2 separate regions of the Homo sapiens genome follow, and region 2 is linked to region 1. A link is a loop called in an ENCODE intact Hi-C map of the cell type or tissue named here. Cell type or tissue: heart left ventricle. All regions are shown on one strand. Links, peaks and the distances in the headings refer to the core of each region. The heading gives the core; the rest is flanking DNA.

What was found. Peaks named below come from ENCODE experiments on the same cell type or tissue, not always from the same donor. Only the 100,000 strongest peaks of a DNase experiment are listed, where the experiment ranks them.
Region 2: a loop joins it to region 1, with 3 times the contacts of the local background. A loop is called at or near these places in 2 of 110 quality-filtered maps.

The regions. Positions count from the first base shown.
Region 1 is chr9:89,276,855-89,280,888 of GRCh38, forward strand. LOC105376136 (a long non-coding RNA gene) reads right to left here. Exons shown (of 3, transcript XR_930101.4): 3 at 3,593-4,034. Among named protein-coding and RNA genes, the nearest start is that of CKS2, 32 kb to the right of the region's middle. In heart left ventricle, for the core only: a CTCF peak has its summit at 2,343; no DNase peak of the experiment used is centred there.
Region 2 is chr9:89,051,706-89,055,739 of GRCh38, forward strand. SHC3 (SHC adaptor protein 3) reads right to left here. Exons shown (of 12, transcript NM_016848.6): 7 at 332-458. Among named protein-coding and RNA genes, the nearest start is that of S1PR3, 62 kb to the left of the region's middle. In heart left ventricle, for the core only: no CTCF peak of the experiment used is centred there; a DNase peak (open chromatin) is centred at 2,242; H3K27ac peaks cover 6 bases.

The DNA.
Region 1 (4,034 bases), core at 906-3,405:
CAATTTACTGTATTAATCTGTTCTCACACTGCTATGAAGAAATACTTACCTGAGACTGGGTAATTTATAAAGGAAAGAGGTTTGATTGACTTACAGTTCTGCATTGCTGGGGAGGCCTTAGGAAACCCACAATCATGATGAAGGCACCTCTTCACAGGGTAGCAGGAGAGGAATGAGTGCCAGCAGGGGAAATGCCAGACACTTATAAAAACATCAGAGCTCATGAGACTCACTATCACAAGAAAAGCATGGCGGAAACTGCCTCCATGATCCAATTACCTCCACCTGGTCCCTCCCAAGATACATGGTGATATGGGAACTAACTTGAAGATGAGATTTCAGTGGGGAAACAGTCAAACCACATCAAGTGGCCTGTGGTGTTCAAGGTTAAGTGCCTTCTCCTAATTCTGCAGAGTTGAGCTGGCTATCTACAGGTGTTCTTGCATGATCTGAAGAGACTTGTACACTGGCTGTAGGAGTGCATGGGGAGCACTGGCTATGGAAGTTGTGCGGAGTTCTGGGGGCACATGTGAGCTAGTTGGGGGGATAGTCCACATTCTGTAAGGTTTGTGTGTGAGCCTCTTGATGAAATTCGCAAGGTGGTTGGTAGAAACTGTGGCCCTTTGCTAAGTCCCATGTTCCAGTTGCTATGAGCTTCCACCACTTTTCCCTGTTCCTAGCTACTCAAAGACTATTTAGCTGTACCAATCCCTTCAGTGTTTAGGGTGGAGTGAAAAGAAAGTGCACCTCCCACATGGCTGGGGAAGCCAGGTACTAGTACACTACACTTTCACTTTCATCTTTCCCTGCAGGAGAAATCACAGGCTAAGAGGGCCTCTCTTGTCACTGGGCTGTGCCTTTGGGGGAAGGTTGATGCAAGTAAAGTGAAACTGTTTTTCTTACCCATTTTTCTATTGCTAGTCTCAGATTTTTTGCTCCTATGGGGTGCTGGAGCCTTTTTGCTGGACTTCCAGGCTTCCAGAAAGGTATTGTTGGCAATGGGCAGTTGCCAAAATTGGTGTGTCTGTGGAAGGCTAAGGACTCAAAACTCCTATTCTCACTGATGTCACTTCTCAGTAAGTTGGTTTGTGAGTAATAAAATTAATATCTTCTTTTTATTTTTGCCCCAATATTTGTTTCTTAATTTTTAATTTTAATTTTAATTTTTCTTTTAAGTTTCACATATACCCGGTTTACAGGGTCAAATCATTAGAAAATCAAATAATTAGTAGATTTTCCTTCTTATCCAGCATACTGAAGACTTCATATTTATACCAAAAAACAAATTTTTTAATATACCAAAATAAACAGACATTCCATTCTCTGAAGTCCTTGTGTGGATTCAACTGCTTACTAAGCAACTAACATAAAATATGAAATAAGTCTAATCATAACAAGTTAAAACAATGTTCTACCTTTAGAAATTTATTTAGAAATTTATATTAAGTACACATGATTCAAAGATTTTAGTAGTATTAATACTTATTCCTAGAAAGGATATATAATATTCTTCTGAGTATCTTTAAAACTGGATTAAAGGAAGGTGTCTTCTTATTTTTCTATTTTTCCTGCTTCCTGTTAGCTATTTTTAAAAATATTTTATTTGTTAGTTTGAAAGTTACTAATGAGACAAGCCAACACTCAGGATAATGCTTTTCTAGTTATCTGTTCCTTCTCATGACTGTTCCCTGAGAAAATCCAATTATCTTCTTCTATCACCACCATTTCACTCCCCACACCCTACAACCAGTGGCATGATGGAGTTGGCCCAGGAAGACCTGTTTTCCCCCATGGTTAAATTATTATAAATCCTGTGAGCCTGTTACTAAACAGTTGGTAGCTTGAAATCTGACACTGGAAGAGTATTTACACCAAGGAAATTGGCCAATTCTACTAGGGCTTCCTCCACTCCTCCCAGAGCCCATTGTTAAATATTCACTTAGAACACCACTGCAGGCCGGGCGTGGTGGCTCAGCCTGTAATTCCAGCACTCTGGGAGGCCAAGGTGGGTGGACTGCTTGAATCCTGGGCAACATCATGAAACCCTGTCTCTACAAAAAAAAAAAAAAGAAAGAAAGAAAAAAATAGCCAGCAGTAGTGGCTGTGGTTCTAGCTACTCGGGAGGCTAAGGTGGGAGGATCGCTTGAGCCCGGGAGGCGGAGGTTGCAGTGAGCCCAGATTGCACCACTGCACTCCAGTGTGGGTGACAGTGAGATCCCATCTCAAAATAAAGTAAAATAAAATAAAATAAGAACACCACTGCCTACAAATGCTCAGCCAAAAAGCAAAGTCCATCTTGAGCTACTGTTTATAAACAATAGGAGTAGCAAGCCCTCTCGTGGCTATTATCAGAATTGCAGAGGATAAGGAGATAAGGTAAAAAGATCAAGATTTCATCCCAAATATGTTTTATATAAGGCTTTAGAATGATAGTGTTGATTGTTGTAGTTTAATATCTCCTGCCTCTGTGCAAACTTTTCTCAAACTACCCAAAAAACACCACTTAGGTTTCCCTTTCTCATGAGTTGTAAATATCTCCTTAGTAAGAGTAGGCTTTTCTTTGTGTCCCTATAGCAAAGACTGTATTATTCACTTTTAAGGACATGCATTTTCTGTGGGTTACTGTGGGCATGTCACAGGAAAGGTTGTGTGTTTTGAAACTGTCTGTGTATCTTAGCCATACAATTAAGCCATATGAGGAATGCAAACCAGTCACCACTGCATATTAAAACACAAACCACATCAGATTACCCTCCTGCTTAGCAGGCCTCAATGGTTTCCTGTTGTATCTAAAATAAAATCCAGATACTTCACCAAACCCCATGGATCCTCGGTGGCCTAGCTCCTGCCGTGTCTCCTGCTCTGCTTTTCCTTACTGTCCCCTTCCCGTTATACAAATGTTAGGGCAAAGGCCACTCCTCAGTGGGGCCTTTTCTGGACACCTGCTCTGAACCAATGCCCACCCACCCACCCATCTGTTAATTGGTCACATCATCAGGCTTGGTTTTCTTCCCACCACTTATCTCCACCCAAAATCATCCTATTTGCTTACGTGTTGAATCTGACCCACCCAGTGGAAGGGAAGCTGGAAGCTCAGTGTGGACAAGCCCTGGTCTGTCTTACACACAGTGTTTTCCCCATAACAGGCTCCTGGTGTGAGTCACGGGGAAAGCTACAGATGCCCACAGGCAAAAGAATTGGGAGCCCTACACCCATCTACCCTCCAACCCCAGCTCTTATTTGAGTGTAGAGTGAAAAACTGGCTCATTTTGCCCGGGACTGTCACTGTTTTACCATTAAAAGCCACCATCCTAGGAAATCCTTTACCCTCAGACAAATCTAGAATGGCTGGTCACCTTATATGTTATCTAGAATTGCTTTCTGGGATGATTTTGAAAAATAAATGACTTTTTTAAAATATAAAAGCTTCCTCTGAATAACAAAATTTAATTTGCAGATTATCCTTTAGCATTCTATAAAAAATATTATTTATTTTAGCAGAGTTGACTTTTCTTGGCATATACATTTGTATTTGTCTTAGCACTTAAAATATATATGAAGCATATTGTAAAAAAAAAGAAAAAGGATCATATTGTATTCACAGGTAATGCTTTTAATTTTAAATGTCATTGAAGAAATAATCTGGTACAAACATGGCACACATGACTCATTGCTGGTAGGGTTAGAGACTTCCCACTTGAAGTCACTTTGATTCCTAAAATAAGTTTATTGATGTGTTTCTTTTACATTACATCTTCCTGATTTTAAAAAAATGTGTTATGTTTTCTTTTCTTTTTCTTATTTTTTTATTTTAAGACAGAGTCTCACTCTGTTGCTCAGGCTGGAGTGCAGTGGCATGATCATAGCTCACTGCAGCCTCAACCTCCTGAGCTCAAGTGATTGTCCCGCCTCAGCCTCCCAAGTTGCTGAGACTACAGGTGCATGCTACCATGCCTGGCTAATTTTTTTTTTAATTAGAGACAAGATTTCACCATGTTGCTCAGGCTGGTTTTGACCTTCTGAGTTCAAACTAT
Region 2 (4,034 bases), core at 988-3,487, 230 kb before region 1:
AGACCCAAAGAGGTGACATATGGAACCATCACATGGCTGCAGAGGAAACAGAACAAAAAAATTTATAATGAAGTCGCTTTTCTGTAACCTTGGCGACCGTCACTATAGTTTCAAGAAAATGTTTTTCTACACATTCAAAGCATCATCCATATGTTGGCTTCCATCTGTTGGCTTTCTGTGCCATATCCCAGCACCGACCAGGTGTCTCTGAGCCCAGGAAGCCCTGTGATTAATTGTGCCTGTCCAGAACACAGCTCAGGGATGTGGTTTTAAGAGGAAAGGTCATAAAACCCACATAGGCTATTGCAAATGGTGTCACAGCACTACTCACCGATCATGGAGAGCGGGAATCTTGGTAGGACACTGTAAATATTGCTTAAACCGGAGCTCAAAGGCTTGTCCGATGGAGCCGATGACATCCTGGGCCAGCCCATCACAGCATTCCAAAATGTGACAAGCTGGGAAAGCAAGTGACATGGGCCTATTAGAGACAGACACTGGTGCTACCTGGGCTCCTCTACAAAGAGCCCTTGCTGAGGACACAGGGACAGAGAGGTGCATGCTTCTTCCATAATATGTCCTAGCAGATCCAACCACAGCTTTATCTCCAGGTAGGGAATCCTACAGCTATAACATCTCACAATAGGCATGCATTTCTTAATAGCCTATTGTCTACAAAATTATAGGTTTCATTTTTAAATAAATTAAAGATTTTTCAAGTTCAATTTGATGTTCTTCAATTTCTTTAGTCTATAAAGCATCAATTCTGACATCAATAGGGAAAAATTGTTTAGAAGGAGACTTCAGCACGACAAAGAGCCTGATCTCGACATGAACTAGGTCCCTTCAAACCCATGAGGCCTTAAAAAATGGACTGAAACCAGCATCTGTTGAGTGAATCTTGATTTATTCAGTGGACTTAGAGCAAGTAGTTCACTTGCTTCTTAGTGGGGGTAAAGTGTTGATCACCATATGTGGCCACTCAAAACAATAAGGAAACCTTTGAAGATGAATATAAAGAGATATTAATTATCAGTGTGACCATGCCAATAACATGACACATGCATCTACGTAAATTTGAGACTGGTTATTCATGCAGATTCTCAGAAAAGCAGCTTGTGTAAAGAGTAGATAAAAGTTAGGGGTGGCGGTAGGCCAAAATGAGGCCTGGTGGTAAGGCCTGGAGCAGTCCTTATGCTTGAAGCAGGCACCAGCTGTTACACAAGGACATGATGTCCTAGTGGCAAGGCTGCAGGATTATCTATGTGAAACCTTCAGAGAAAAGAGGGCCAGCCTCTGCCTCATAAGGAAGTAGTACTTTTTCTCCAGGGTACTGGAAAATACCTCTACTCTCCAGACCCACTTCCACCGTGCCCTACCATAAGCGTCCACATGTCCCTCCTGAAGGAGCCACAGGGCTGTCGCCATGAGGAGCCTAGCATGATCTTTTTACCAATGGGATAAAGGAATTCTCAGGAATTCCTGGGAAGGATGACAGCTGCCTTCATCACACCCCACCATTCTCCTGCCGACAATCGTATGCCAAGGAGGGTTCCTCCAAAAGCCGCGTTGGTCCCTGCAGTGAGGAGGATGCATTTCTTCATGAGTTGTTGTTCCCCAGCCCTGGCAGTGATTAGGGAGACACTGAACTGTGCCCTCCCTATAGGAGAAGCCAGTACATACTGGAAAGATGAAAGCTGTCAGGGAGGGGACAGAGAGACAGACACGGATGCCTCTGCACAGTGTGGAGCCTCTCAGCATAATACGGCACTGGGACTTTACCCCGGAGGCAGCCAGCTAGGCCCTGGGGCCTCAGCTCCTTCTCTCCCAGACTCCAGGGCAGGGAGACTTCTGTGGACACAGGAAATGTATTTCCTCGGAAGAGCAAGTACAAATGTATTTCTGCTTTGGGGGGCAATGCAACCCCTTGGATACGGCAGTGTTATTTTAGATATTGCCAAGAGATGTGTCTACAAAGGTTCAGACATCCTGGTTGTCTTCTGATGATCAATTATTGATATTATTTTAGTATTGACATTATTATTTACTAAGCATTGCCCCCAGGTAGTCACAAAGCAATGCCAAGCAGCTGTTACAGTTGTGCAGGTCACTGACTGATACAAATGCAACCATCTTTCCAGCTAAGAAGGAAGTAGGAGTCCAGGCCTGAGCAAGGGAAAGCCAGTGAGACACCTCGTTCCCCTGACCTGTCCTGTGCCACGCCCCTCCCGGCCCTGCTGTCCAGCATCAGCACCAGCCAACAGGACTGGTTGGTCGGTGTTTTGGAGAATGAGAAAAAAGACTGGAAAAGGGTCAGAAAGGGTAGCCTGTTTTTTTTAAGGAGAAAATAGGTATCCTAGCCTTTAAGATGAAGAACGAAGAATACGATTTACTGAGAGTGGGCTGTACAATCTCATCCACATGCTACTAACCTTCTACACACCTGAGAGCATGAAGCCTGGGAAGGGGCCTCTGTGGGAAAGGTCCAGGACATGTGGAGCAGGTCAGGGCTTGAGGTAAAAGCACTCTAGCATGCTGAGAAATGGGCATGTTACTCCAAGTGACTAACTCGGGGGCAGGCCCTGCAGATTGTGAGTAGACCCATGGACTCTCGGGAATTAACTCATGCCTGCAGCTCCTGGCACCTGGCAGAGTCCTCAATGAATGGAGAAAACAAGTCACCTGTTGCTTTGGTCTGAGGATTCCTTCTATAAAATGGCCTCTACATGTTCCAGAAACTCACTCCAAAACCAGTTAAACCTGGACTTTGTCTCTCTGGGCCTGGTATTTCTTCTGAGAGTATTGACACTTAGCCAAAAGCCACAATCTTCTAGCCTGCCCTGTGTGATTTGATGTGTGCACTAAATAATGAGGCCTTCCCCAAAGGCAGTCATCCAGCCTGCTGGGCTTCACCTCTCCCTGAGGAAACAACAAAACCAAAGATGTCATTCACAAACAATGGAGAAGAAACCAAGAGAGGTATGCAGCCCATTCGTGCACAGAATCGAGATTCCAAATGACGCAAAATCTAAAACATAGCTCAATGTAAACAAGGTCAGCAAGACAGGGAATTCCACAGTCCTCATTTGAGGAAACTGCCCACTGGGGAAACTCGTACCAACAGCCTGCAATAGTTCATTTACTTAAAAGCAGGGATCCTTTGCTGACACTGGTTTCTCTCTTATTTTGCCCCGCCAATAAAAAAAGCTGAAGCCACTCTCTAAGAGCACTAGCCCAAGCTGCCCCGGAGCAGCCACCTGAGCCATGACATCAGCAAAGGGACTTTCAAGAGCTCACATCACAAGGACTACTCCATAACTGAGATGGGCAACTTGAAAGCAAACCACTCCCTTAGGAATGTATTGTGGCTCTGTAGTCACACTGTAGTAGCTGGGGATGTGGTGGCTTTCAGCCATATGGTAGCTCCTGGCATGTCCACTCACATCTCCCGCTCCCTGAAGAATGGTTAACAGTGGTGAATGAGAAGGCAGTACCTAGATGCATCCCAATCCACCAGACTTCCAGTTCTCAGCTTCCTCCTCTCCCCAAATAAGCCCAGAGGCTAGTAGCTGCTCCCGGCTTGGCGCTCAGGACTGGCCCCCGGCCATCTGCCTGCTGCAACAGGGCATCCAGTAAACTGGTGTGAGGCTTGTTCATCTAAGCACGCTCTCAACACCCTACCTGTGACACCTATTCTGTGAGTCAGGGTGGGCAAGTTATGCCACAGTAAGAAACAATCCCAACGTCTCTGGCTGAAATCAACCATTTCATTCTTGCTTACTCATTTCTGGGCACCTCTCTAAGGCAGCCATCCTCTTGTGGTGCCTCAGTGGCCCAGGCTGGTTTGATCTTTTGATCTTGCAACTCAACGCAAGGCCTTTCCCACAATCTGCAGAAGAAACAGACAGCAGGGCCTTGCACCAGAACCAAATGCACCTTCTGTTCTGCTCTTAGCCCGTCACACAGAACTGTCATGGGCTTCTCCCAAGCAGGAGGGGGCTGGCAGATGCCATCTTTTGCAAGTTTGGAAGGAT